6 separate regions of the Homo sapiens genome follow, and regions 1, 2, 3, 4 and 6 are each linked to region 5. A link is a loop called in an ENCODE intact Hi-C map of the cell type or tissue named here. Cell type or tissue: PC-3. All regions are shown on one strand. Region 1 overlaps TTLL5 (tubulin tyrosine ligase like 5). Region 2 overlaps ESRRB (estrogen related receptor beta). Region 3 overlaps TTLL5 (tubulin tyrosine ligase like 5). Region 4 overlaps TTLL5 (tubulin tyrosine ligase like 5). Region 5 overlaps TTLL5 (tubulin tyrosine ligase like 5). Region 6 overlaps TTLL5 (tubulin tyrosine ligase like 5).

What was found. Peaks named below come from ENCODE experiments on the same cell type or tissue, not always from the same donor. Only the 100,000 strongest peaks of a DNase experiment are listed, where the experiment ranks them.
Region 1: a loop joins it to region 5, with 11 times the contacts of the local background. A loop is called at or near these places in 54 of 110 quality-filtered maps.
Region 2: a loop joins it to region 5, with 25 times the contacts of the local background. A loop is called at or near these places in 21 of 110 quality-filtered maps.
Region 3: a loop joins it to region 5, with 2.4 times the contacts of the local background. A loop is called at or near these places in 55 of 110 quality-filtered maps.
Region 4: it touches region 5 in a loop (10-fold over the local background); 2 of 110 quality-filtered maps call a loop at or near these places.
Region 6: it touches region 5 in a loop (12-fold over the local background); 2 of 110 quality-filtered maps call a loop at or near these places.

Annotation. Positions count from the first base shown.
Region 1 is chr14:75,792,533-75,797,532 of GRCh38, reverse strand. TTLL5 (tubulin tyrosine ligase like 5) reads right to left here. Exons shown (of 32, transcript NM_015072.5): 27 at 4,433-4,617. Among named protein-coding and RNA genes, the nearest start is that of TTLL5, 130 kb to the right of the region's middle. In PC-3, CTCF peaks have their summits at 2,843 (motif pointing left) and 3,524 (motif pointing right); a DNase peak (open chromatin) is centred at 2,812.
Region 2 is chr14:76,384,838-76,389,837 of GRCh38, reverse strand. The region is part of intron 1 of ESRRB (estrogen related receptor beta); the gene reads right to left. Among named protein-coding and RNA genes, the nearest start is that of ESRRB, 11 kb to the right of the region's middle. RefSeq lists a silencer at 2,538-2,637 and an enhancer at 2,837-3,337. In PC-3, CTCF peaks have their summits at 2,274 and 2,475 (motif pointing right); a DNase peak (open chromatin) is centred at 2,517; H3K27me3 peaks cover 3,271 bases.
Region 3 is chr14:75,904,871-75,909,870 of GRCh38, reverse strand. The region is part of intron 31 of TTLL5 (tubulin tyrosine ligase like 5); the gene reads right to left. Among named protein-coding and RNA genes, the nearest start is that of TGFB3, 75 kb to the left of the region's middle. In PC-3, CTCF peaks have their summits at 2,795 and 2,995 (motif pointing left); a DNase peak (open chromatin) is centred at 2,980.
Region 4 is chr14:75,819,976-75,824,975 of GRCh38, reverse strand. TTLL5 (tubulin tyrosine ligase like 5) reads right to left here. Exons shown (of 32, transcript NM_015072.5): 28 at 4,815-4,969. Among named protein-coding and RNA genes, the nearest start is that of TGFB3, 160 kb to the left of the region's middle. In PC-3, no CTCF peak of the experiment used is centred here; DNase peaks (open chromatin) are centred at 2,365 and 2,745; H3K4me3 peaks cover 544 bases; H3K27ac peaks cover 3,379 bases.
Region 5 is chr14:75,709,236-75,714,235 of GRCh38, reverse strand. The region is part of intron 9 of TTLL5 (tubulin tyrosine ligase like 5); the gene reads right to left. Among named protein-coding and RNA genes, the nearest start is that of TTLL5, 50 kb to the right of the region's middle. RefSeq lists an enhancer at 2,248-2,357. In PC-3, CTCF peaks have their summits at 2,721, 2,922 (motif pointing left) and 4,849 (motif pointing left); DNase peaks (open chromatin) are centred at 2,245, 2,915 and 4,825; H3K4me3 peaks cover 494 bases; H3K27ac peaks cover 1,518 bases.
Region 6 is chr14:75,830,203-75,835,202 of GRCh38, reverse strand. All of the region lies in intron 28 of TTLL5 (tubulin tyrosine ligase like 5), which reads right to left. Among named protein-coding and RNA genes, the nearest start is that of TGFB3, 150 kb to the left of the region's middle. In PC-3, a CTCF peak has its summit at 2,278; DNase peaks (open chromatin) are centred at 2,392, 3,012 and 3,592; H3K4me3 peaks cover 2,201 bases; H3K27ac peaks cover 3,606 bases.

The DNA.
Region 1 (5,000 bases), 83 kb before region 5:
TACCAAAAGTAGAAAAGTTGAATATATTCCCCTTGAAAACTGGAACAAGACAAGAATGCCCATTTCACCACTTCTATTCAACATAGTTCTGGAAGTCCTAGCCAAAGCAATCAGACAAGAGAAATAAGGGCATTCAAATCATTAAAGAGGAAGTCAAACTGTTGCTGTTTGCCAATATGATCATATACCTAGAAAACCATAAAGGTTCACCCAAAAAGCTCCTAGATCTAATAAATAAATTCAGTAAAGTTTCAGGATACAAAATCAATGTACACAAATCAGTAGCACTGCTATACACCAACTGCCGCCAAGCTGAGAATCACATCAAGAATTTAACCCCTTTTACAACAGCTGCAAAAAATAAAATAAAATACTTACGGATATACCTAACCAAGGACGTGAAAGACCTCTACAAGGAAAACTACAAAACACTGCTGAAAGGAATCACAGATGACACAAACAAATGGAAACACATCCCATGCTCATGGATGGGTAGAATCAATATTGTGAAAATGACCACACTGCCAAAAGCAATCTACAAATTCAGTGCAATTTAATACCATCATCATTCTTCACAGAACTAGAAAAAACAATCCTGAAATTCATATGGAACCAAAAAAGAGCCTGCATAGCCAAAACACAACTAAGCAAAAAGAACAAATCTAGAGGCATCACATTACCCAAATTCAAACTATACTAAAAGGATATAGTTACCAAAACAGCATGGTACTGGTATAAAAATAGGCACATAGACCAATAGAACAGAATAGAAAACCCAGAAATAAAGTCAAATACTTAACAGCCAACTGATCTTTGACAAAGCAAACAAAAAACATAACCTGGGGAAAGGACACCCTATTCAACAAATGGTGCTAGCATAACTGGCAAGCCACATGTAGAAGAATGAAACTGGATCCTCATCTCTCACCTTACACAAAAATCAACTCAAGATAGATGAAAGACTTAAATCTAAGACCTGAAACCATAAAAATTCTAGAAGATAACATCAGAAAAACCCTTCTAGACACTGGCTTAGGCAAAGACTTCATGGCCAAGACCCCAAAAGCAAATGCAACAAAAACAAAGATAAATAGATAGAATTTAATTAAACTAAAAAGCTTCTGCAGGCAAAAGAAATAATCAGCAAGGAAACAGACAACCCACACAGTGGGAGAAAATCTTCACAAACTATGCATCCAACAAAGGACTAATAGCCAGAATCTACAAGGAACTCAAACAAATCAGCAAGAAAAAAATAATTCCATCAAAAAGGCTAAGGACATGAATAGACAATTCTCAAAAGAAGATATACAAATATCCAACAAACATATGAGAAAATGCTCAACATCACTTATTATCAGGGAAATGCAAATCAAAACCACAATGCAATACTACCTTACTCCTGCAAGAATGGCTATAATTAAAAAGTCAAAAAATAATAGATGTTGGCATGGAAGAGGTGAAAAGGGAACACTTTTACACTGTTGGTGGGAATGTAAACTAGTACAACCATTATGGAAAACACTATGGAGATTCCTTAAAGAACTAAAAGTAGATCTACCATTTGATCCAGTAATCCCACTACTGGGTATCTACCCAGAGGAAAAGAAGTCATTATATGAAAAAGATACTTGCACATGCATATTTATAGCAACACAATTTGCAATTGCAAAAATATGGAACCAGCCCAAATGTCTATCAATCAATGAGTAGATAAAGAAAATGTGGTGTGTATATATATACACCATGGACTACTACTCATCCATAAAAAGGAACAAAATAATGGTATTCGCAGCAACCTGGAGGGAGCTGGAGACCATTATTCTAAGTGAAGTAACTCAGGAATGGAAAACCAGACATCATATGTTCTCACTTATAAGTAGGAGCTAAGCTATGAGGACACAAAGGTACAAGGATTATATAATGGACTTTGGGGACTTGGGGGGAAGGGTGGAAGGAGGGTGAAGAATAAAAGACTGCACATTGGGTACAGTGTACACTACTTGGGTGATAGGTGCACCAAAATCTTGGAAATCACCACTAGAGAGCTTATCCATGTAACCAAACACCACCTGTTCCCCCAAAAACCTACTGAAATAAAAAAAATCGTATGTACCCCATAAATATATACACCTATGTACCCACAATAATTTTTGAAAAACTACTAAAAAGTACACTTTATCTAAAAACTTGTTTCTAACCAAATTAGAAGCCATTTACTATTGAAAGCCTTTTATGGCTGAAATAACAATATTTTCCACATATATTGCATTTAGAGGTTTTGCATAATATCCTCATGACCCTGTTGTATTTTCCTCATCAATCAGTGAAGACCCTGAGGTTAAGAGAAGTTGAGTGAACTGCTCAAGATCACACAGCTAGTCAGTGGCAGGAGAACAGTAGAGTGAACTGTCCAAGATCACACAGCTAGTCAGTGTCAGAAGAGTAGAATGAACTGTCCAAGATCACACAGCTAGTCAGTGTCAGAACAATGGAATTAACTGCCCAATATCACACAGGAGTCAGTGGCAGGAGAACAGTGGGGTGAACTGCCCAAGATCACACAGCTAGTCAGTGTCAGAAGAGTAGAGTGAACTGTCCAAGATCACATAGCTAATCAGTGACAGAACAGTGGCATGAACTGCCAAAGATCATACAGGAGTCAGTGTCAGAATAACAATGGAGTGAACTGCTCAAGATCACACAGGAGTCAGTGGCAAGTCTCTGGATGGCTAATCTAGCTCTTTCTCCACTACTCCATCCTGCTTATTACATCCTACAGCACCTCCCTCAGTACTGACCACCCTATTACCAAGACTCTAAAAGTTAACACTGACATCTAATGGCAAGTTCAGATCCCTACAAACCATAGTCTAATGGACTTTTAATTCGCTGGCACTGAAGTTCTTTATAGACGAAAAAAATGAACTGAAGGGGGATGACTTCCCAATCAGGATACAGTCACCTTGGATTCCTACAGGATTAGGATCTTTTCACTTTGTAGGCTTTGCAGTCTAGTGAACGATAGGAGCTAGATAGGTAAGCACTAATATTGGCTATTTTGGGTATTTTTTTTTTTTTTTTACTACAATCACAAAATCTCAATGTCTTGGTGCTTCTAGCTGCCCATTTATAAACCGGAAACATATAATCTAGTTAGTGACCCAATGATAAAAGTGTAGCAGAGCACTGGCCTTTCCCGTCTCATAGCCACTTATTTAATTTGAAAATTCCTTCCCATCATATCTTAGTATCCTATTCCCTCTTCCCATAATTCTATCACTAAAATCTAACTACCCAACTCCCTCCAAGAATCAACATTGTTCTTATAATATTCTTTGCTTCCTATTTCACATTAGGCCTTCTTATTTACTCCCTTCAAACAACTAAGGATTTGAGAAAGAAAATAATTACTGCTTCACACGCTGGGATGAGGCTGAAGTAAAACTAATTCCATGAGAGGCTTAGCTTTAGTTTTGGTCCTAAATTTTATACAGATAAGTAGGGTACCACCAGGGAGCAGTGTGTTGCCTACTTTTAGCATGTACTTAAAGTAATTTTCAGCTTCACTTTTTTCGAGACTTGATTATCACTACAGAGTTACTACCAATTAAGGAATTTGGCACATCAGCAACATAGCAAAATATAACTGTGGAGTTAAATTATGATAATTCCTTTGGAGGACTTTGATGCCATTTAACATTAAGGAATAAGAGATATGGCTTTTCCTTCAATTAAACACCATAGGGATAACCAGCAAGAAGGACAAAGAGAATTCACAAAGCTCTTGAAAGTGTCATCTACCTTCACTGTGTTGCAAGATTGTTAATATCTATATAGCATAAGGACAATATCCTGTTATTTATTTCTATCCACCCAGCTTGTTGAATGACCTTGATCACATCACTTATTTCAGCCTCAGGTTCCCCCATCTGTAAAATGGGGAGAATGATATTATATTGGATAAGGGTATAATGAAATATGAAATTAATCAGTTACCCATAAAACATCCTGAGATCATGAAATAAGAGGCAGTATAGAAAAAAATTTTTTTAAAGGGTAATGTTATAAAATTCTGGTAAAAAGATTTATAAGACTAGAACTCACTGGAAAATTTTACCAAAGAAAAGAACTTATTTTTAAAGATCCTTTAAAATTATATTTACAGATGAACATTCAAGTCTGTTTATCCATGAAATAGGTACATCATATCCAGTAGCAGACTTACTTCACAATGCCTGTAACAGAAAGTTATTTTCTTTAAATTTGAAGAGGAAAAACTTGATAATTTAGCTTGAAACCAACTATTAATAATACTCATTCAAGAGGCATCAGTATATGGGAATAGTAAAGACAGGGAAAGACAAAGTACCCTGTCATTAATTCTATCCTCAGGTCCAAAGAGCTCTTGGACACCCCAGACCATCCGTACCTGTTGGGTGAGGAGGTTGATGTGGCTGGATGGAGAATACTGTCTCGCTGCCTGCTTCTCAGCTAGCCGCTGAAGTTCAGCTGTAACCATACTTTGGTTGTACCGTTTGCTATATAAAGAAGCATCTTCTCCCTCTTTTTGTGTTTTGGCTATTCCTGAATGATGCTTGTTTAGATAGCACGATCCTGCTAAAACGGAGAAAAGTTTTCACTCATTTAGGAAAAAAAGGCCTGAAAAAAATTAGGATAATGACAGAAATCTCAGGTCAACAGATACTTTACTGAACCCTAAGGATCTTTAATAATATAGGAGAAATAAACTATCTTCAAATGATCACAAAAATAAATGGTTACCATAACCTAGAAACTCTTCCTATTACCAAACTGCCACATGCATTATTTATTAATATGTTTTTGCTTATAATGAAAGCTTCACAAAGAAGAATTTTCATTATATGTAGTGGGGAATACCAATCCTATAATTTGCTAATCTTACTGAATAAAAAATACATATTTGAAACTCATTATAATTCTTGTTTTTCTTGTTATGTAACTGTACTTGTCAACAG
Region 2 (5,000 bases), 680 kb before region 5:
AGGAGTGGTATCTATTACCTTTGTTTTTAATACAATGTATTTAATTATAAGTTTATACCATTTAATTTTTAATAATGATTGTGTTTGACCATCAGCCCACAAAACTGCTGAATATTTAACAGTGAGCTCTCCTGAGCTGGTTTGAGCTGGTTCCAGCACACCATTGGGACCAGGATTTCAATTCAGTTAGTCTGGAGCTAGGGTTTTCCCTCTTAACCCCAACACTGCATTGCCTCCCAGAAGGATATAATGCTCCCCAAGCCAGAGCTGCCTCCATGGCTCAACCAGGGCAAAAATGTGGCAGAACCAGTGCTCTCCTGGTTACCTCTTCCCAGGCCCTTCTTTCTGCCTCTTTTCCCCCAAGGGCTCCCCTTTAACTACTTCCAATCCCCTCAGGTTAGCTCAACCAACATTTATTAAACACCCACTCTGTGTCACTGGGGACACAGAGATGACCTTGGACTCTAGGACCTCATGATCTAGGAGAAAAAATAAGCAAATATTCAAATCCAACAGATTGTAAACCAGTCAGGGGCATGAGACAGAGAACAGCTGCAAGGAGAAAGACTAATTCCCCCAGGGAGAAGTCAGGGATGCCTCCACACAGAGGGGGATACCTGAGCAGGGTTTTAAAGGATAAATAGAAGTTTGCTAAGCAGACCAGGGTTGGGGGAAGCAATACAAGAATGACTAGATCTGAGGTGTATACATAGGTAAAAGTTTTCCAGATGTAGGAGGGGACTCAACAATGAAGAGCAGGAGGGAAGAACTGAAGATACGCTCCATATCTTGGCTTGGTGGGGGGTGCCTGCCTAAAGAGACATGAGGATAAGCAGGTTTAGAGTGTGATGCTGTCTTTGATTTTGCACGTGCTGCTGTGTGGTGCCTGCGGGAATCCAAGACGGGCACCAAGGTAGGGCACTGAGACTCAGACTTGGGAGCTGTTGGAGAATGGGCGATAAGAGAATGATGGGAAGGCAAGGAACAGGAGAAAATGCAAGCTGAGAAGAGGGAAGTCGGCTTCAAAATATGTTTATGATAGACTCTAGGAGAGGCATGGAGGGGGTCAAACCACTGAGTGGCCTCCAGAGGCTGGGCATGGGCCCTTGGACGATGATGTCAGGAAGACCAAAAGTTCCTTCCTACAGCTTTCTCCTGTGCCGAGGACAAGGATGGAAGCTGACCTGGGGGATGAGAGGTCTGACTCTGTGCAGCAATTCTTCCACCTTATTTTTTTCAGAACCAAGACATGGGTCTTGGTCTTTTCCCCCTCCACCACCACCTTAAACTTTGCCCAAGTGTTAGATCTACACAAGGTGTTCTGAAGGCAGGAGTTAGAAAGCTGAAATTCTAGGCCGGGTGCAGTGGCTCACGCCTGTAATCCCAGCACTTTGGGAGGCTGAGGCAGATGGATCACGAGGTCAGGAGATCAGAACCATCCTGGCTAACAGGATGAACAGTGAAGCCCCTTCTCTACTAAAAATACAAAAAATTAGCCAGGCATGGTGGCAGGCGCCTATAGTCCCAGCTACTTGGGAGGCCGAGGCAGGAGAACGGCGTGAACCTGGGAGGCAGAGCGCGCAGTGAGCCGAGATTGCGCCACTGCACTCCAGCCTGGGCCACAGAGTGAGACTCCATCTCAAAAAAAAAAAAAAAAAAAAAGAATGAAAGAAAGCTGAAATTCTAGATGCAATGAGCGACACATAACATCGGGGTGAGGAGTGCAGGCACACACCCAGACAGCCTCTGTGCAAATCCCAGCTTTGTCAGCTGTGTGACCTTGGGCAAATGACTTAACGTCTCTGTACCTCAGTTTCTTTACCTGTGAAATGGGGGATGATAATAATACCTACTTCCTAGGATTGTTGTGAGGAAGTGATGATTTCATACATGAAATATTCTTAGGACAAAGCCTGACACACAGTAAATGCTCAATAAATGTCAATTACTACAACTATTACTATTACAATCGCCCATCTCTGGCCTTACACTTTATATTTAGCTCTCCTATCCCCCCTCAGACACTTTTCTTACATCAAATCCTAAAATGATTCCCCAGAGAATTAGGTGGCTTGGAGAAGAGCATCTGAACACCAGTATCTGGCTCTGAAAATGGTGCTGGCTGCACGGCTTCTGCATATTCAGCAGCTGGAGGTCATTCCTCAAACTGAATCAGACCTGAGCACTTTCCAGCCCGTCTGGAGGTCAGGCAAGCCACGGAGGCAGTGAGTGTGTGGTGTGTAGGTGTGCATGCATGCATGGTGGGGCTTGGGAGGAATACCACACTACAAGGCAGCTGCAGTGCTAAATTGCATGGAGCAGGGCTCGGAAAGGTGAAAACCAGAGCTGCTTTCTAAAGCCAGGGTCCTGAGCTCACCCCTGAGCTTCTGAAGGCTCACCCCCTGGGATTCTCCATACACCCCACCAAGGGAAGGCTCTGTTGCAGAACTGTCACCCATGGGGTGCAGTGCCAGTGAGTGCCTGTAGGGGGCTCTAGAGCTCTTCCATTCCCCGTACCCGGGGCTGTGAGGGCATCAGGCTTAAAACAATGGTTGTGTTTACCAAGGCTGTGCGACTGTGCTGTTCTGAGAGGTGAATGAGGGGAAGCTGGGGTCCGCTGGTACCCTGTTGGCGAGACCCGGTTCATCCATGCTCTCAACTAGCTCTGCTTCAGGTTTGGAGTCCTAACCCTCCCTGATCCACCACCTAACACTGATTTGGGCTGCTTCCCCTCAGCCTCCTGGGAGACCCTCACAAGGGTCAGCCTCCTGTCCTTGTGTGGGGAGGTAGGGAGAGCTGCTGCTTTGGCCTCCAGGGTGGGGCAAGGGTAACTTCCAGTTTCTGGGGTCTCAGGTTCTGGCAGTCCAGCACCCCAACCCGTTTGTCAGGGAAACATCAGGCACAGACAGGTTCCCAAAAAGACTTGACTTACCCTGTTCCTCCCTAAGGCAAAATTCAGTAGCCCTGGGTGCTGTTAGGAGACCTCATTCAGCAGATTTATTTACTTAATTGTAACTCTATCAATATATCTGGTCGAGGGAACTTACCCACTGCCATATCTAAGGGCACGGCCAGCCTAACACATTCATATTGGTAAAATGTTAAAGATGGTCATTTGGAGGCAGAGGCAGGCAGATCACCTGAAGTCAGGAGTTTGAGACCAACCTGGCCAACATGGTGAAACCCCGTCTCTACTAAAAATACAAAATAATTAGTACCCAGGTGTGGTGGCACACACCTGTAGTCCCAGCTACTCAGGAGGCTGAGGCAGGAGAATCGCTTGAACCCGGGAGGCAGAGGTTACAGTGAGCCGAGATCGTGTCACTGCACTCCAGACTGGGTGACAGAGTGAGACTCTGTCGCAAAAAAAAAAAAAAAAAAAATTAAAAAACCGAACCTAGAATTAATCTTTCGGGCTTGGTCAAAAGCAGAAAAAAAATAAGAGCAATGTGTTTCTTATCAGACTATTTTAAGAAAAACAGTCATGGGTAGATAGGGTTGCCAGATTTAACAAGCATTGCATAGGATTTACTTATACAAAAAAAGATACTCACATTTATGTAAAATTCACATTTAACTGGGTATCCTGTATTTTACTGGACAGCCCTACTGAAAATATAGGGATTCGTTCAGAGGAAAATTTCCTATTCATCCTCTCCATCCCAAACTGTAATTCCTTCTTTAATCCCCTTGTGTTACATATTGACACGCGAGCCATATTGATCACATTAAACAAAGTAGTCAGTTCAAGCACCCCAGTCTCACTGTAGGGAAGACTATAATTGTGAGATTATGTCAAAGGAATAAAAAGTAATGCCCCAAAGATAACATCAAAAAATTAATAACACTGGACATTTAATGCACACCTACTATATGCCTGGTGCTTGTCCTCTGACTAAATCTTCAAAACAACCCTGGGAGGTAGATACTATTAGTGGAAACTGAAAAGAGAATCTACACATCTAATTTCTGTAGTTCTGGGAAAAGCATGTAAATTTCTGGTCAATTACTTCCTGAGAAAGAAAGGGGAGGGAAACCAAGAAGGACTCCATCCCATCAACAAATGGGCTTATTCATAATGCAAAGGCCAGGTCAGTTGCTATTTGGTTATATGCCACTTACACAGGAAACTGTCTTAATTTCAGTGAATTATCACTGGCTTGGAGTACGGGATGGTGGGAGAGCAGTGGGTAGGAACCCCGTAACAGTCAGCAGTAAGCTGGCCTTAACAACTGAGGAAGATGTGTTATACTCAGGATAATCAACAGCTCATTTGCCATGAATAAAGGCATCGCTCAAGCCACCCCCAAACACTCGGTGACAGTGACACACAGATTCCAAATGTTCTCTGTAAGAAAAAACACCCTTTCTCCTAATCCTTCTTAAACTCAACAAGACTGATTGGTTTTTATTATTCATGAATTAATTTTTTACTCAGGGTCCAACAAGGGAATTGAAGATATAAAATTTCTCACCGATTGAGGGGGAAAGCAGATCTCAACCTAAGCAGCACAGCCAGAGTCTTGCTTGCATTCCTTGGGGGTGGAATGATTTGTTTGTAAAATCAGTTAATAATCAATTAATAATCCAAAGCTTTGAGGTTTGGTTGTTTTTTTTTTTTTTTCCTGAGGAAAAGAAACTATGAGTAAGAACATGAATAAGAATATTGAGATGGAAAAAAAATACAGACAGCTATGGGACCCTGGAATATTAGGTGAAGCAGAGCTGCTTCTTCGTTCCACGATACATATACAAAAAAGGAAATGAGAGAGGAAATAACAGAAGCATTGATGGATTCTAAAGTAACGCACAGATGAGCATGGTCTGTAGGTGAGCAGGCTTCAGGTCTGGGAGTCGCCATGAAGCATCACAAGAAGGGACATGGAAATTCAGAGAGGTCAGTTCCCTGATGACCTCCCTCTAATCACCTCCATAGTGCAGGTTGAGGTACTCAGGAGCAGGGACAACGGCCTCATAGAAGCCAAATGGCCAAGAAGGCG
Region 3 (5,000 bases), 200 kb before region 5:
TCAATGGCTGACAGCCAGGTGATTCTGCCATGTAGAGGGATCCACATCCTTCTTGTGTGGCTACAGCCAGGTCAATGCCAGCAAAACACATACTGTTAAAACATCACTTGTGTAACACAGGCTACGGATGAAGTGCTATGCCCAGTTGCTTAGAACTGGGTGATGTAAACCTAATTCATGGTTCTTCCTGGTTCCTTGTATCGCAAGTTAAAGATATTTATCCTCTTAATGTTTGTTCTAAGAATGTACATGTTGGATACGGTATGTCAAAGTTGGTGTGGCCACAGGAGGAAAACAAAAACAAGGCTCCGAAGGAAGGTATCGTTTATTCTGACAGCTCCCAGAGAGGGGGTCACTGCACACTAAGCAGGGTCACAGTGAATGCACCAGTGTCAGTCTGGAGGCAGAAGACAGCAGTGGGGGGAAAAGCCTAGGTCAGAACCTTTGCTGGGGCTTCCATAGGAAAGGCAAGGCAGGGCAATTAAACAGCTTTGGATTGGCTGGATTGGCTAGTTTAGATAATTCCAGGGGGCTTCAGGGTATAGGGATGGTATCTAGTTGCCTGGTACCTGGCCCTGAGACGATTTTAGGGCAGGGGAAATTTTGGGTTGGTGTGTGAAAGTTTGATAAGGAGGTTGGGTGTAGATACTCAGGACTGGTTGGTTTGCATATAAAAGATGTGCTCATGGACAAGTTGTTACTACGTTTAGGAATTAACTAGCCCTGTGAAAGGCACTCTCTCGCCTGGGCCTGCAAGGATCCCAAATGCCAGGGCACTAAGAATACAGAAAATGGCCAGGTGTGGTGGTTCACGCCTGTAATACCAGCACTTTGGGAGGCCAAGGCAGGTGGATTGCTTGAGCTTAGGGGTTCGAGACCAGCCTGGGCAATATGGCAAAACCCCATCTCTACTAAAAATATGAAAAATTAGCTGTGCATTGTGGCACATGCCTGTAGTCACAGCTACTCAGGAGGCTGAGGTGGGAGGATCGCTTGATCCCAGGAGGCGGAGGTTGCAGTGAGCCGTGATCACACCACTGCACTCCAGCTTGTGCAACAGAGCAAGACCCTGTCTAAAAAAATATATATATACATACAGAAAATAAGAAAATATAGTTAATATAATTAGCCCTCTGATGAACAGACAAATACAGAATCTAAGAAAACAAAGAACAATGTAGGTATTTAAATATGACACTTGCCCTGGGCAGCATACAGGGGTCATACACAGGCTTTGCTCCTAATATCCTTCAGCACAGCTCCCTCCACTCTGATAAGGACAACTGACGTTTTTCTCAGTTTTATAAAACATGTAATGCAAACACAACTCAAATTCTCTAACCTGACTGCCTCTCTAAACCCACATATGAAGAGGTTCTAGGACTGTCATGGCCGGTGATGACATTCGTTCGTGATTATGGTTGAAGGGACCTCTGCTGCCTGCACTGCATTTGCAATAAAAAGAAAGCATGCTTCAGGTGAGGGCTGAGGCCTGTGGGGTTCTGCCTCCTCACTTTGTAAACAACCTAATTCTTCTGCTCAAGAGATGCAGCCCACTGCCATCGGCCACATGCCAGGCTGGTGGGCCTGACTCTGCAGCTTCCCAGCAGTGACAGTCGTGTCATAGGAGCTGGACTTCTGAGACCCTCTGATCCACTCTGTCCTCTTTGTCCATACACACATGCTGTCTCATCGCCTCAGCTAATCACAAAGCACAGCATCAGTCATCCCTCGCTTATACACAGCTCAGGCTCAGCATGGCTGTATCTGCAACAGAGATCAAAATGTTGAGAAATGGGCTCTTTCCCAAGGCTTCTTTTGCTGATGGTCCCATTTTGCCATGTAATGTTCAGGGTGGATTGTAAAGGATACTAATGAATGAGGTTCAAGGAAAGTGATATTATAACTGTGGCAGGTCCAAGTATCACAGTCCTAGAAGCAGATGGACATGAGTACTTCTTGGCAGGCCATCAGTTTAGTTTGGAGCTTGGTGTCACATTTGTTCTTCTGGCTGCCAGTCTCCTAAGGGAAATACTGACCTTCTTGCTTTAGTCTTCTATATTTTATTAGTTGTTCATCATTGGACAGGCTGCTTAGTATCAGAATTAAAGGGCCATTGGCTAAGAATTACCAAAAGAACTCTGGTTGTTTTCAGTTTCTCCAGTAAATTTTGGTATATGACCAAGCCATGGATTTGGTGTTCCCTTCTCTCTTCTCATTCCTTTCTGGGAAGAGTTTAGATGGGCTAGGGAAAGATATTTGAAGCTTGCTGATCCAATGTAAATGAATCCTGTGGTGGGTAAATAATTTTCCTCTCTCTTTTGCACTCCTGGGGTATTCTGATGAATAACGTTTCTCAAATAAGTTTATAAATATTCCCCCAGAGGTAAGAAGAGTATTAGCCTCATGGCAGGTGTGCCGTTAATGCATCAGTGTGTAGGGCAGAACAAAGAGGAAAGGAATTATCAAAGCCTTGAAGTTTCGCAGAATTTTCTGGAAAATTTTGAAGGCCATGGCTGGGAACAAAATACTGACGGCAGTGCTGGTGAAGTGTGGAAACAGCTTCACAAAATCAAGTTAGACCATGCCTTCGGTGTATGAGCTTTTTTTGGTTGGATGGAGGATGAGGTTTACAGTTTGTTTTGCTGCTAATTATAGCATATGTTTATTTAAGTAACTCAGCAAAAACACAATTCATCAACCTCACCAAAATTTGAAAAAAAATTTGTTCCCTCCCTGCCTCCCATAATCTGAAAGTCCAGTTTATAAATTCTAGTCTAAAAGCCTTAATAATAAATATCCATTCTCTTTTGCAACTACTGCAACTTTACCTTCAAATATCATGTTTTCCCATATATTATGTTATACTTTGTGATAACTCAATTATGGTTTTAGTTTCTTTATTTGAATTGTCTTAAAATCCTCGTATTTTTAAACAAAAGCCTCTAGTAATAGTAGAGAAAGTTCTTACTGCCACAGCGCCACCTACTGGTAGACCATTATAGGAGCAAACTATTTGGAGCTCAACTTTGACCCAGTTTGGGAGCATCCTTCTAAGTTTTGGTTTATAAAGCCCCAACTTCACTGTCATTTTGAGAAGCTAGAACTTCTTTTGGTAGCCACTAAGTCTCTTGCTGTAGTATAAAGTCAGCAAGTGAAAATGATAAAAATATGCTCTTATTCTTACCGTTACCTTAAATTGGCCCTGACTTCACCGACTTTGATTTTCTCTGTCCTATAACTGTAGCAAGGGCTTCAGATTGTGTGGGCAAGGGTTTGGATGTGGCGAAAATAACTTGGGGAGTATCCAAAGATCCTGAAAAATGGAAAAAAGTATCTCTACTTAACACTACATTTGATTTTGGCCCAAAGGACACAAGGTAAAATCTGAAACTAGGTTAAGGGGATCACCGTTCCCCCAGATAACGCCACCCCACTTCCTGTCAAATTCCAATTCACAGTCTCTCTTTTGCTTTTGAACAGCGTAAAAGTGGGTGATCAACCCAAATTCTTACCCCTCTGGCTCTGGAAAGAAAATCTGGGGAGCAATCAGGGGTTTTATGTGACTGTACTCCAGATCCACCCAGGAGCTCCAAAAACTATACAACACGTGGTGAAAAGAGTAAGAATCTGATCATGAAAATAGGCCATTCTGTTGAGAGCTGCCAGGCAAGTAATTTTGCTTGAAAGTTAAAGTGACATCTAGATCCTTAGGGTTTTGGCTCCACAGGGTTTACTATATAGTAATGTTCCTTTCTCTTGTTGTCTCAGGGACCCAACGAAGTGGGCAGTCAGAGTCACACTGATGTGCTGTTGCCCCATCCCCATCCAAAAAGCACAAAGCTATAGTACATTTTACTAGGGCCAGAAACAACGAACATTTAATAAGGACACTGCTCACTGCTTGCACATGAAATCCATCATTGATTTTCTAAAGGTGGTAAGGTCCCTTCCACCAATTGCAGACTACTAAGAGCTTAAAAATAAAAGGAGGGAGAGGTTGGGCTCCAGAACAGGAAAGGCTTAGGCAGAAGCTAAGGGGCAGGGATGAGGGCAGCTGCTGCGGCTTCAGACTCCTACAGTAATGGTAGTTTACATTATCAAATCAGCATGAGAGAAATGTCAGTTATCTAATCTGTTGCTCTCTGCTATTTTAGTTTACCATCACCACCTCAGAACTCAAGAAGAACACCACAGTTATAAAGAAGGAAGGCCAACGACTTTGGCTTTGGGCCAAGAGCTCTCACTCCAGCTTCCTTCTCAAGTTTCCAAATTTGCTGACTCTAAAACTTCCCTTCCACAGCAAACTACTAATATAAAGCCTGAGGTTGGTAAGTCAAGGAAAAACCACATTCATGGAGTACTCCAGGTACTCTGCTAAGAGCTTTCAATTCACTATCTCATTTAATGTTCATAATACCAAGAATGCCATTAAGCCACCATCTATAGGAAAGGACTCTGAGTTGTTTTTCAACAGTGCCCTGGGACGAATCACTATCTCATTCAGACTGCGAGAGAACAGTCACACAGCCGAAAGCCTGGCAGGCAAGACTTACAGGAAGAATTAAGGAACTAGAAAACAGACTTCTGCTATAGTCTTGGACTCAATATCATGTTTAACGGATTGAATTAACTGGACCAGATGGGCTAAATACCTTTCAAAGATGGTTTAGGGATTCCTACATAGGCACACGCTTCCCAGGTCTCAGGGAGAGGTGTAAACTTTTAGACTTATTATGAGAGTTGTTCTTCTTTCTTGTGGGTTTACAGAAAAATGTTGCTACTAGGAACCTAATCTCCTTTTTGTAGGATATCCTTCTGAACCCCTAGGATAGAACTGCTTTAAATCTACTTGTAATACAGAAAGCAAATGATTTTCAGTTCAAATGTTGGTGTGCCTGGCAGTTACTTACTAGTTGTACAAATAACTGTAACAGATTTAGTTACTAATGCTGTGAAGGTAAAATGTTCATTGGGAAGTATAGAAAATGCCTGAAGCT
Region 4 (5,000 bases), 110 kb before region 5:
AGTCCCTTCTCTTCCCACCATACTATGCCATCTTCCTAACAGAAATTGCTGGGCCCATTTCCTATAAAGGTAACATGCTTTTCAAGAAAGAGAAGTATTTAAAGGACTATGTTCAGAATAATTCCCTTATAACAGAGGCAGAGGATAAAAACAAAACCTTGCCATTTGGCCACTAAGTAATTTTTGTGGAACTATGGAGCTCTCTTAAATCCTTACATACTCTTCTTTGTTTAAAAAAAAAAAAAAAACACATAATTTTAAATGTACCATCTTAACCATTTTTACATGTATAGTTCAGGAGTGTTAAGTGCATTCACATCATTCTGCAACAGATTTCTAGAACATTTTCATCTTTCACAGCTGAAACTCTATACCCATTAAACACTAATTCCCCCTCCCCTCTTCCCCCAGCCCTTGGCAACCACCTTTCTACTTTCTGTTTCTATGATTTTGACTACTTTAGATGTTTCGTATGAATGGATTTGTCCTTTTGTGACTGGCTGGCTTCACTGAGCATACGACCCTCAAGGTTCATCCGGGACAGGACTGACTCCTTACATGCCCTTCTTGACACCCTTTCTTCAAATTGTCTATCCCATAAAATTCAGATCTTTGTCATATGCCCCCTGCCACTGCTCTGATTGTTTCATGTGTATACACTCCCTTTCCCTGCCAGACAGTAGCCTCTTAGTGATCAAACATTATGTCTTCAAAAGTCTTTTAGGCCCTACCCAGCACCCAATACTGTGCTGAGAACATGGAAGATATACCCTAGAGAGTAAATTTTGAGATTGGGAACCATTCTGTTTTATTTACTGCTCCTCCCCAGCAACTAACACAATGCCTGACATATAGAAAATGCATAAGACATATTTTTAAAGGAAATTAACAAATTCAGTATTTCTGAGGACTGACTGAGAATGAAAAGATGAGAAGTTAGAGACCTGAATCTCCAGCAACATTTCTAAGAATAATCTAAAAGAAGGGAGGAAAGTATTATTAACTAAACTAGAATCAGAATCTCTGAAAAATGTGTACCTTAAAATTACGCAAAGCAGAATACCAAGCTATTTATAATCTATTGTTGAATAAGAGGGCAGAAGGACAGGGTGACATCGAAAATGGTTCCAACTTCTCAAGATTTCCCACTCCTCGGTGGCATTTCAAGTTCATACAGATGTTCTCTAGACAATGGGAGCTGGCCAGGTGGAGCAGCCCATGCCCACAATGTCTTGTCCTATCACAAAAAAGTAGGAACAAACTCACAGCTGTGCTCTTTCTGCAAATTCTCCCATCTTTCATATCGAGGAACAGACAAATGCCCAGGATGCATGTGTGAAAAAGCCAGAGGTGGATAAAAATAATTCAATGACAAATGCTGGAAAAACATACAAAGGGGCAGGAGCCAGACATTCGTGGGATTCCCTGACAGCTCGATCCACAAGGAAGGGCTGGACTGGAAAAAAACAGGGCCTCAGGTTCCTGCCAAGCTGTCTGAGGCCCTGTTCTTCCCAAATCATTCCAAGCAGCAGCCAAGACTTTACAGTAACCCTTCCATGTCTCACAAAGAAAAACGCACTAAGAACCCACTGAGTGCTCCACACCTAGAAAATCCTCCCTGATGCAGTCCAATTCCATGGAAGGCTGGCAGTAATGATGAGATGGCTCTGCACATCAACTTTCAGCTCCTAATGACTTCCCATGTACCCCAAAAATGGATAATTAAAAGGCAGCTTGAAAAATCTAATCTTTCTCATTGGCTAAAGAAAAGTTAACACACCCACGTATCAGCACCTAGAAACTGAAAACATCACTTTAAGGAAGAGAGAGGTCATAAACACTTGGTACCTGCATCCTGGAGTCCCTACTGTATAATTCTAAGTCGGCCTTGCTTGGAGGCACACCTCAGGCTTCTAAACATGTGACTGTATTTGGCTCTAACTACTTTCTCTTCCGGAGAATGGCCTGCAATTAATCTCACTTATTACCTCTGAAAAGTAACAACAGAGGGATGGCTGGCCAAGTCCAACTCCAGAGTGTCTAGGGAACTGCAAGCTACATGGCCAGGCCTCAGACTGTCTGGGCAAGTCGTGGGCTCTTTGCCTTCTTCTCCCACAACAAAGCCTGAATAGGACTCCAGACAGACCAAAGGAACCAAGGGATTTGAGGCGCTGGGCTGAGCTTACACTGACCCAATGGGAGACGACAACCCTGAGGCTACATTTGGGGTGATGTCAAAACAGCGGGAGAACAAGGTCGTTTGATGAAAACTTGTGTGATCCATAAAATTGGGAACAATAGCAACACCATAGGGAAATGAAAAATAACACCATTTGCAGAGTTCTTGTGAGTCACCAGTTTTCATTCCTGTGGCTACCAAGTCAGTGAATTCTCTGACATGCAGAGATGAAAAGTACAGCTAGCAATGGGATTCTCTTTACATTTTATTACAGTTTACAAGGCAGCCCCTAGTTTAGTGAATTATCAGAACTAAACTGGAATCCACTGTTGCTACTGTAGAAAAACTATTGAGAGTAACTTTTATTTACCTAGCACCTACTTCCAGGGAGATCAAAGTGCTTTAAAGGCAATCTAAAAGCTCTCAAAACAGGCCACTTCATATGTAAGTATGCTTACCCAATAAAAAGATTAAATGAATAGCTTAGGGTCACTTAATGTCAAACCAGTAATAAAACTCAGATCTCTAAGCTACAAATCCTGTATTCATTAAACTTAGTCATCCTTACGACTAAAGGAGGAACAACAAGAGACTAAATATCCACAAAACAGTGACTTACCAGGTATAAATGGAAACCAGGACATTGGGCTGTGCAGGTTGTATGCTGCAGGTCTGGCTGCGGCCTATATCACAGCCAAGTCTGGAAAGACCTCTGAGAATTCACTCAGGGCTCCTTTAGGTTGGGTGCCTCTGGGAATTCCATGTGGAACTGGGACTCTCAAGCTCAGGTTGCAGGCAGTGCTGGCAACCAGAGGTCACCTGGGGGTAGAGGAAAATGTCCCAGGGCTACCCTGAACTGAAATGGGACTTGAAAACTGGCTCTTGTGTTTGAAGAGGAGGTAAAGAGAAGGCTGCTGTGGGTAAAAAGAAAAGGAAAAGACCAGGGGACTTTGTGGGGATTGCTTTTTGGCTGGAATGGGTCAGAAGTAAATCGTGTAATGCACCATGAGCATTATCGCAGCCTCGTGGGCAGTCTGGCTGGGAGAAGGCCACTCACAGTACTGAACCTTAGGTCCTGGCACATCCTTAACCGAACTCATCATCTTTCATCTCACTACTAACAGGCGCTACCAAAAGAAAGCTCTAAACCCAGCCACAATTGTTATTAAAAATGTTTTCCCTCATTCCATCTACAAGTATAAAAAGTGCTAAAACTCAATTTCTCCAAAATGTGTGGTTTTAACATTTTGTTTACAGTAGGAGCAATGCCTGTAGCCTTGTCATACAGACATTATATCCAAAATTGCAGTGAAAATGTCTTCCATAAAAACAAGGCTCTGAATTTAAAATGAAAATGGAATATCTGGAAATTTTTTTATGGAAAATAAAGCTCTATGGTATAAACAGAATTTCTTGTTTATGACTGATGTTTTACAGCAGACTTCTCCTGGGGAGAGAACTGTGTGGAGGATGCTCTGCTTTAAAAAGTCCTGCGTCTTGGTCTTCGGTTCTTTATAATTCTCAGTTAAGATGATTCTTTTCGCCCCGACCACAATGATCACCGGTATGAAAGACACCGTACCGCAGGATGATGTAATGTGCTTATATCTATGCTGCTTCCTGGGCAGAGCTTCTGCTTCCCAAATTAGTTCCTTAAGTAATAATTCTAACACCAATAGATACTTTACCAACAACTAGGTATTTCCTCCATGTCCAAGTCTTCAGTACCCCCTCTGAATCTCAGGGCAAAGCAGCATACTAAAAGGCAGAGGCTGGAAGTACTGGCATGGGGCGTGAGGGCTTGGTCGGGCACCTGTGGTAAAACTTCTTTGGTTGGAGGGAACAATATCTCAGCTGGTCAAAATACTTCACTGTAACAGTCACATTTCTCTCTAGCGCATTCGACTCAGGGACTGATGCAATTTAATCCATATTTAATAGGCACTAAAGCAAGATGTGCTGGGAATCCATTTCTTTTTTTTTTTTTTTTTAATACAGGGGTAATTAAAACACACAGCAAGACCAGAATTCAATACAGTGGTTTCTTTTTTAATTTGGAAGCTGCTTACATTATTGCCAGAAGCTACGTGGATTTTATCTTTAGCCACATCTCTCAACTACATAAAGGAAATTTCCTTCCCACTTCCCAAATGAGCATTGTTCAGCGAGGTTGTTTGAGTTCAGTTATATGAAACTAGATAAAAAAATAAGAAACAAATATGTCCTTCAAAAGAACAGAGTCTACAGTTACTGAAACACAATGTAGTATAAAAAAAACTATAAACAACACAAGGTATTAAAAAAAAAACTAAGAGACAAGGACAAAGTGCAAAAAGTTGGCACATAAAAATGATGACTATAAGCAAGGTTTAAACATAGTGTAAATTCTTGCTCTTTTACCCTAAGGTGATTTTCTTAACTATCTCAGAAATGTCCTTTTCATTTGATATGCTTGAAAACTGTCTTACAAATAAAATGAGGCTCTCTTAGTCAGGTGCCAGAGGATCGAGGCAGGTGGAGAAAGGGCATATGCCTTAGTGCTATCTCCATACAGAACTCAAGGTGGGAATGGCTTGCTTGGGACACAGGCCATCCCTGAGTAACCCAAATGCTAGTTGCAGGGCCCTTCACATACCTGCTTCCAGGAGAGCTGGAGTGATTCTCGGGAGCTTGGGGGTCTGACTGTGTAGACCATGTCGGGCCACTAGGACTGATGATGGGTCGGAGGGTTGGGGGAGCTGAAGCACTGCTTCTGTTTATGATGCCAGTTGCCAAATTCAGGTTTGTTACCTAGAAATAAAGCGAGGGAAATAACCTGACT
Region 5 (5,000 bases):
TGCCATCACATATAATGCAATGACAAGAATTAGTATCACTTTTGTGGTATTCTGGCCCCAAATGCATTACCTAGGTCTCTTCATGAGAAAATATCAGACAAGCCCAAACTGAGGGACAATCCACAAAATGACTGGCCTGTAATCTTCAAAAATGCTGAGATCATGAAAGTCAAAGAAAGACTAAGGAACTGTTTCAGACTGAAGGAGACTACGGAGACCCGACGGCTAAATACAACATGTGATCCTTGATTGGATCCTTTTGTAATTAAAAAAAAAAAAAATCTTAGGACAATTGGCAGAATTGGAATGAGATCTCTAGACATAGGGTAAAAGGTAATTTTTCATATAATTCTTACAGCTCTGACAACTCTATAAGTTCAAAACGGTTTCAAAATTAAAAGTGTAAAAAAGTGCTTTGTTTCACAGTAAAAATCTACATGTTCAAGCCTCACTTAACAAACCAGATCTGGCAATACCAGTATCAGCTGCTGGCACTAAATAGTAAATGCCTTTAGATGAGACATGTACTCTCCATTCTCCAGTCTCCACTCTTCCTTCAGTGAATGTACTTGTGAGCATTTATGTTAGTGACCTTTGATTTAGACCATCACATATTATCAAATTTCATCTTCTCTAGGTCTGAAGTTTCAACACCATTTCTCTATTAACAATAACCTAAAAGAGCACTATTTACTAGGTACCCCAGGACCAAGTTTGCACATACAACCATTCGTCACTTAACAATGGGGATATGCTCTGAGAAATGCATTGATAGGCCAATTTCATCGTTGTGTGAACATCATAGAGCGTATTTACACAAACCTGGATGGTATAGCCTACTACACACCTAGGATAGATAATACAGCTTCTTGCTTGTAGGCTACAAACCTGTACAGCATTGTACTATACTGAATACTGTAGGCAACTGGAACACAATGGTAAGTATTTGTGTATCTAAACATAGAAAAAGTAATACATTGTGTTATGATGTTACAATGTCACTAGGCGACAGAAATTTTTCAGCTCCATTACAATCTTATGGGATACCATAGTATATGTGGTCCTTCCTTGCCCATTGTTATAAAGCACATGACTACATGACCACACTTATCCTAATGTAGACCAAAATTTACACGATGGAGTCAGTCTTGTATCTCCCTCTTAATGAGATCAAGATTTAGGAAAGTTCTCACGACAGACCTTTAAGGCTTTGACCTTTAAGCTAACAAAAGGTGGGAGAGTTCCTACTTTCTTTGTTAAATTTGAAACCCTAGGTACTATTTTGCAGCCTATTGATGAATATAGAACTATTTGCCGCCCCCTCCCCCCTTTTTAACCACAATGAAAACAAATATGAATTGTTTTGGACAATATCTTTATTTTGACAATAAATTTTTAAATCACAAGTTACATTTCCTTTTCGCTTTCTAATGTTTCTCACTGAGAATCAAGATAGTGATCAAGATAATTTGATCAAGAGAATCAAGATAATTTGTCTAAAAGTCTGAATGTCTGTGTGGAGAAAAGATTTCAATGTTTGGCATATGGTAGGGACTTGGCAAACATTAACTGAAACTGCACTGGAGTTGCTTGCTCCAAGATCTTTACCAATATGGAACCAAAACAAGAAGGAAAGCAGAGAGTTAGTGGGATCTTTTAAACTCTCTTCCCCTATTCAAAAACCAGTTTGTTCTTCTAAGAATATGACCCCACATGTTCTTTTTTTTTTTTTTTGTCCTGCTGTTTTCTTAAAAACTTTTTTTTGATACCAATATCTTCTTATGGTCAGAGTCACAGGCATTCTAGATGTAGAAGCTTAACATCCTCTTTGGTAGTTATATTTTCTGACAAACATTCACTACAAATGTACCAAGAAAAGAGAAGGCCAGCCTCGACCTCGCTGTGGCACATGAGTTATCCTTCAACAGGTGTAGGCATTTTGAGTCAGAGAGGCCTGGACAATGAAGAGACAGCACCTCAGGCAGCCTTGCCAGGAGCCACTGGGTTTCATCCTGGCCTGACCCAGAAAAATCTTATGGAAGAGAACAAGAGGCCCAAGAGCTCTCTGATCTGCTGTCAACCAGCTGCAGCCGGGAGACTGCCAAAGCGCTGCAGTGACTAGGCAGCGCCCTACAGAGCCGTCTGGGAGGGGATTACCAGCCTGATCCCTTGTCTTTAGAGCCAGAAATGACTCAAACTTCACAAACAGCAAGGGCCTGCCAGGGAGGGTGACAATGAGCACTGGAAAGGGTTTTCTCCCCCTTGTTGGTGTCTCTTCCCCCCTACTTGCTGCTGTGGCAGATTCTGGACAGTGTGCAGCCTGTGAGGTAATCTGAATTCCTTGGCAACCAGCAAGTACCTGAATTCTTTCAAAACCACAGGAATCCAGCAGAGAAAAGGTAAATATCCCTGCAGAGCCAGTGTTAATTAGCAAGGAAGGCTACTGAAGAAGGAACTGGGGGTGGGGAGAAAGGGAAAGGCACTACAAATGTTTTGGGGTCTTTTCTGAATTTCCACTGAATAATATGGCTGAGGCAGAAAAAAGGCCATTCCAACCGGGACCTTCCCAGAATCCTCTCTTCCCACCTCCGCCGCATGGGTGGAACTCAGCTCCCTGGATGGATACTTGCATGCCCCCCAAGTTGCTAGAGCTGCCTATCTTTGGGTCTCTGGCAACATATTTAGTTTTTAACTCCATTTTGTTTTAATTTTTTTGAAATTTTTATTTTTCCTGTTTCAGTGAAAATCTGGCTATTAGCTTCATCTCAGAAAGGGCTCTGTCAACTCATCTAAACCCAATACTGGATCCACCTAAAGCTGTAAAATCCAGGACAAAATCTTTTTGGAGTCCACCCCTGACAGGAAAAAGAATCTGCACCATTTTGGTAGAGCATAGCACCCCTCTGTGGAAACTGAGTGTCCCCTGGTGGTGCAAAACAGCAACACGCAAGTAAAATTCAAAAGCACAGGGGACCTCTGAGGGCTACTGTGGGAATCACAAAAAGCTGCACCCAAATACCAGGGGGACAATTGCAACACTTCTTCAATACTATACCCACACATGAGAAAACAGTGAGAGCTCTCCCACTTCTTATGTTAATAAAACAATAAGGACAACTGAAAACACTCATCTATACAGAAACTAGGGTTTTCACGAATTTAATTTTGTGTTAAAAAATTTTACACAAAATAACTTATATCACAAAACTGTCTTGTGAAATGAATTTAATCTTTCTGTCGCCTAGTATTAATTTGAGGTCCAAAACAGAAGTGATAGGGTGTAAGGGAATTCATTTCTAAAGAAGGAAATGAATTGTATTTGCCTCCTGTTCCGTCTCTTTAGGAAAGATTATGGTTTTTCTTGTTGAGCCTCAACGTAACCCAATAATCTCATCCCAAACTGATGATCTTCAGTTATGTCTACATAAATTACATGTGGCCCAAGATAACTAAAAGCTGCAGATCTGGAGATGCTACAGACTATCGACATAGTTGAACAGACTCTGAGGGTTACAACAAAGCAAGTGAATGTCAAGATACATAATTAGTGAAGACACAAGAACTTAGGCACATTGAAATTACTGCACGGAACAATGTGCCCTCGCAGGACTCCCGCAAACAGTGCATCATATTGCCATGCGTTATGCTTTTGTAAAGCTTTGATAAAGCTTTTATATTCACCTACACTTTCAGGTAAACCTAACCAAAGCCCTGAAAATTCATGTGGCTTTCTGGTTCTACTTGGTCTGAGTTTTTTAAAAGCTGTTTTTCTAATTATTCTGTGAAAAAACATCCATTGTGTGTGTGTGTGTGTGTGTGTGTGTGTGTGTGTGTGTATAAATTTTTTTGTTTCTGCTGGAAGCAAAAGGGTTATACTTAATTCAGTAGATTCTGACTTCCAACACACAACCAGTAGCCAAAGCACTTGCATATTTGTAGTAAATTCTATAATAAACATTGGTACTGTTGTTCTCATGTTGTGCTCTGAACCAGAAAGGTCTTAAAATTATGCCAAATTTTACCCATAGAGAGGGCTGTTAATATTGTAGGTGAAAATATCTTTGGAATATTAAGCAAAACATATTGCTATGATGTCCTTGAGAAACAGTGAAGCACAACCTCCATCTCTTTTCTCTATTCCCAAAGTCCAATTTTTGGCAGGACATAATCAGTTTCTAAAACTTGACACAGGAGAGAAGTGAAGGTGAGGATGAGCAGAGGAAGGAGAATGATGAAACTCATAACACAAAAGAGAGAAAGCTCAGAAGTCTCAAATTATAAAGCTGAAAATCCTCAGAACCTTGCATATCTGAGAAGTCAGGACTGTATTTTACCATCATTTTGTTTTAAATAATATAGGGAATAGGCTTTTTCTTGGTCTTTTTTTTTTTTTTTTTTTTTTTTTTTAATGAGATGGGGTCTCACAATGTTGCCCAAACTGGTCTTGAACTCCTGGCCTCAGGCAATCCTCCCGTCTCGGCCTCCCAAAGTGCTAGGATTACAGGTGTGAGCCACCACGCCTGGCCAGGAATAGGCTTTTATACCTAATTTTGTATAGTGATACTTCAAAACGTGAGAGCACGTGTGTCTACAAATATTATCGACAATTTCTTTCCTATAAAAACCTGATTAGAGCTAGTAGTCAGCTCATGTTCAGATGCCTGGTCCAGCCCTTTATCTAATAACTGCGAGATGTTTCAGTTCTTCCCTTTCTCAATTTTCAAGGAAGAGGCCAGAACTAGGGAGTTTTGGTAGTCTCCAATGTTCCCAGGGCTCAAACTCAAAATCTCAGTTAAGAATATGACAGGACTTATAAATGCTGTGACTGCCACCTAGAGGCGAACGGAACACAGAGCTCCACCAGCGAGGTTTGGTTAGTCTGCTCTCACTGATTTCAAGTCATAGGATACATGTGAAAAAAACTAAGTCTCTAAAATCATTAAAAGACCATTCTAAAATAATAGTTGTCAGAGTACAATAATATCTGTCAAAGCACCTGT
Region 6 (5,000 bases), 120 kb before region 5:
TGGAAGTGTGTTGCAAAGACATGAAGAATGACAACTGCTGCCATAGCAGGTTTTTGGCCAGCTGAGTGCTAGGGTACCTTACTAGAGGAAGTCAAAGCTCAAATTGTTTTGTTTGTTTGTTTGTTTGTTTGTTTGGAGACAGGGTCTCACTCTGTTGCCCAGGTTGGAGTTAAGTGACACAATCATGATTCACTGCAGCCTCAACCTCCTGGGCTCAAGCAATCCTCCCACCTCAGCCTCCTGAGTAGCTGGAACTACAGGCACATGCTACCATGCCCGGCTAATATTTGAAATTTTTTGTAGAGATGAGGGTCTCACTATACTGCCCAGGCTGGTCTCAAACTCCTGGGCTCAAGTGATTCTCCTGCCTCAGCTTCCTTAAGTGCTGGGATTACAGGTGTGAGCCACTGTGCCCAGCCCAAAGCGCAAGTTCTAATGATGGTAAGCATGCTGAATTGTGGTTCTTGTTAAAGGAAAAAGTCCTGACCTAATCCATCTACAGAATAAAAAAGTTCTTTTTAAATGATGGTGTGTGACTTCTTGTAGTAGGCTAAAGAACTGCCCAGGTAGAAGTCCGGTCTGTGAATTTTGGGCATAGGTATGTATTTAGACTGCCTGGGATGGCAGGGAGTAAAAAATATACAGAGTAAGGGGTAGAACTGGGCTAGATCCACAATGGTAAAAAGTGTTTGCCAAATAAGAATGGGAAAGGGAAGGGGAAAGACAGTGAAAACATGAAAACATAGGTATAAAGATGCAGAAATGTTTTTTAAAAACTCCCTTGATTTCTTCATTTCACACTGATTAAAAGGGCTGACAATGGGATAAAATCCCTTTAACATGGCATACCAAGCACTTTAACTTTTCAACTTTCCCACTTTATCCTCAACCACATACTCCCCTACTTGAATGTGATGCTCCCACAACACTGCACTTCAGGTATGCTCTTCCATACCTCCCTGCCTTTGCACAAATCTCCGCCATTTTCATCTAGTAAAAAACCAATAATTCACTCTCTGCAAAATCAATCCTGGTTTTCCTCTGATTTAGCTTGTTCCTCTAGGCCCCACATGCCTTTTACTAGCATGTTTTTTGTACTGTGACTTATTCTTCACAGTGATGATTTCTTCCCTACTGGACTAACCATTGAGACAGTGAGTTCATCATTACTGGTCTTTGTACACTCAGAGCCTGGTAACATTTTGGTCATGTAATGTCTGTTGAATGAAAAATGAATGAATAAATGAACATGCCTCTATCTGGGATAATAGCATACTTCACCTAAAGAAAGGAAACTCAAACAAATAACCCTTTGAGGAGTCAGAGAGATCAAATGGAAAATTTATCAGGCAGAGAACTAGAAGCCCTGGATTCCACTCCTTACTTTATCACTAGGTAAGCATGAGAATTTGCACACTCTACTTCATTTCTCTGGGTCTCCATTTTTAACATTTCTAATGTATGGGTATGGGTAAGGGTAGATGACATAGAAATGTTTACATGGATTCCCACTTACTGGGCACGTACTCTATGGCAGGCATTATATATAGTAAAAGTGCTTTTCTTATGCCATTTAGTTTTCATTTGCTCCTGAGAACATCCCTAGGAAGTAGGCATTTATTCTCTATTTTAGAGATAAGAATATTAAGTTCAAAGAACTTGCCCTAGGCAAAATAGCTAGTGAGTGGCTAAAAAAAGAAGGAATCCAAATTGGTCTGCCTCTTAACTACATGCTTTCAAACATTAGGTCATAACACTTACATGGAAGATCTTCGATATTTTAAAATAAAAAAAATTGGGAGCTTCTCAGGCCATATGATAGTCCCAAAATGTGGCAGCACTTATTTATCCTATTCTTCTCTGAGAAGGAGCTGCCTTCAGATGCTGGGGACTGGGTGACAGGAGGGTGAAGATGTACCGAACAGCAGAGTCTTGAAATATGAAACAGCCTTTCTGGATGAAAGGTCAGAACTCAGAGAACGAAAGAAAATGCAGGATGAAATGATATGAAAGAGGGAGGAGGCTAGGGGATGGCCTGGCAGAAAAATAAGCACAGGGAGAGGAACGCAGGAAGTGAGGCTGAGAGGTGCTGATAAGGGCATGGGGCTTGGCTGAGGAGAATGATGAAGGCACCTGGTGTTCCTGATGGGCAGAGCTGCGGGAGGCAGGTGGCCACGCTGAGGAGACTGGCCCACCAGTACAGCAATTCCCGCTGAAACTGGGAACTGGATGGACAAGCCTGCTGCCCTAAGAACAGAGGTGGTTAAAAGAGAGAGCTCAGCCTGGGCCTGATAGGAGAAGAAGGGAGACTTAAGAAAACAACCACCCCACAGCTCCAAAAGGAGGAGCTTGCAGACTGAAAGAGAAGCGATGACAGACAGTGCCTGGAATGGACCGTTTAATGCTTTAAACCTGTGCCAAACTAACTGAGTAACGTGAGACTAAACTGGTGATTTACCTCAATTCTGGGAGAGATTAGTCTTTGTACATCGGCAGCAGAAACAAACATTACTATTTTATAGTGATGAGTGTTATTAGTACTGAAAAGACCCAATCATGTGTAATACTTTACAGTTTACAAAGCACGTTCACATATGGGATCTCATCGAATTCCCATGACAATCCAGGCATCACTTTCCACATAGCAAAATTAGGCTTTGGTTTTGTCAAATGATTTGCCCCAAGTCAGGTGGACCTGTGGCTGGCACCTAGGTCTTCCCATTCCTGGTCCAGAAATAAAATGTAGCTTACATCTCAGGAAAGAAAGAAAAGACAGTTAACTACACAAAAGAACATACACTAAACTCCGAGAGTGGAGTTCAGAGGAAGCAGCAAATTTGGGGGCAATTGGGAAAGGCTTCAGGTGACTGTAGACTGGATAGGAGAAAGGGATTACTAAGAAGGCAGGGAAAGCACAGAGGCTGGGCCTTAAAGGTGTATTCTACCTCCCCAGCCCTTCTCCTCCAGCATAGCAGCTGCAAGTGCAATCATTTAACAAATATTTATTGTTGACATTGTGCTCAATGCCAAGGAGCCAATGGTGAGCAAGAAGTTTACTCTGAGACCAGCAGTATCCGGGTTACTTGCTGTGGGGGTGGGGGTGTGTGTCATCTGTTCTTTCGTAAAAAGGGAGAAGTTCTAGCCTCAAGAGTGACACCCCAATCTATCACAGAAATGTAGGACCTCCAGTTTTTCAAACTGTACTATGTTCCCAAAACAGAAGAGGACTCTACCCCTCCGTTGGCAAGTGATCAGAAACGGACAGAGCTGAAAACAGGGCATTAAAGTGGCTATTTCATATCAGAGTCATAGTAAAAAGCAAAAGCCAAAAGCCAAAAGGGTTGTGTTTAGTTCCTTACTCCACAATTTTATATTTGCCCTCCCAACAGCCAAGCTCCATTGTGTATACTATGCACACACAGTAAAGAAAAAATGTGATATGGGAACACAGGGAGAGTCTGCAAAGTGCTGAAACAGCATACCTGGCAGCTGCTAAAACAAAACTTCAAAGATTTGGCGTCTCTGAAAAGCCATCAGGCAGGACCCCACCCACTCCCCCTGCTAGCCACGGCTTCCCTGGGAGCTAGTACACGTAACCACTTCCGCATGTTTGGCTCTGTTCCCCAGAGTTACAGCAGCTCTAGAAGCCATGTCAGAACCTCCAGCCAGGCAGGTGGGGGTGGCGGTGGCTGTGGGCAGTAGAGGGAGGGTAGAGAAGCAAGACTCCCCCAACATCTAGCCATGGACACATCTCAGAAAATAAAAAGATAATGCTGGGATCTGCTTTAAAAACCCCTTCCTCTCAGTTGGCCTAGCTCTGATAGGTTAAATACTAGTTACACTGAAGCTCTGATCTTGTGAGATTCCCAAGGCATTAGAATATTCCCCTTCCAGGACCACAAATTAGTTCAAGAACAGCATCTGTAGTAAATCTCCAGATCTAAACAAAAGAAGCTCAAGACCTACAGAAGATCCTAAGAGGATATCAACAATGTACCTTTCTTAGAAACTCATTCCTTTTTACTTTTTATTTCACTAACCAAGTTTGAGTCTTTATTACATCTTCTGGGTCAACTATCCAGTCCTGAGCTGTCCAATATGGTAGTCATGAGCCACGTAAGCTCGTTTTGAGCTTTTGACTTGTGGCTTTTATGACTGAGAAACTGAAATTTTCATTTTATTTAATTTTAATTAAAACTTAAATATACACATGTGGCTCGTGGCTACCATACTGGACATCATGGTGAATTATATCTCTCAGGAGCATGATTCCAATAGATGAAAGGCATTAAGGATGAGAAATCCTAATAAGATCTGCTTGGGACATCAGGGAAGGTTGCAGGAAGACTGCAATAAACTGAGCCCTGTGTGAGAACAGGATATCCATTCACTCATGCTTTTACTCAATATTTGTACATCAATAAGTTCCTACTGCTTACCAAGGCACTGGGATACAATAATGAATAAGACAACATACACTTAAGTGAAAGAGTGATAGAAAGTAAACAGTAAACAAATAGAATAAGTGCTACAGAATGGCATAAGTGAGGATGTGGTGATGGGAAAATATACAAGGCTTATATATTTGTGTTCCAAAATATTATCTTTCATGTTTCATTAATTATTTTAATGAAAAAATAAAAACTGTATATATTTATGGTATACACCATGATGTTTTGGAATATGTTATACATTGTGGGATGGCTAAATTGAGCTAATTAACACATGCTTTACCTTACATATTTTTGTGTGTGCTGAGAAGAGTTAAAATCTACTCTCTTAGTGATTTTCAAGTATATAATACATTGTTATTAATTATAGTCACCATGTTGTACAATAATAGGCTTACTTTTGATCTGTTGACTTGGCTGACACTGAACTTATGAAGAAGAATGCAAGTGGTAAGGTGGACTGGACCCAGATGCAGGTGCTCACTTTGGAAATCAGGCCACAATTTTTGTTTTTGTTTTTGTTTTTCACATTGTGGTGTGTTGGATCCT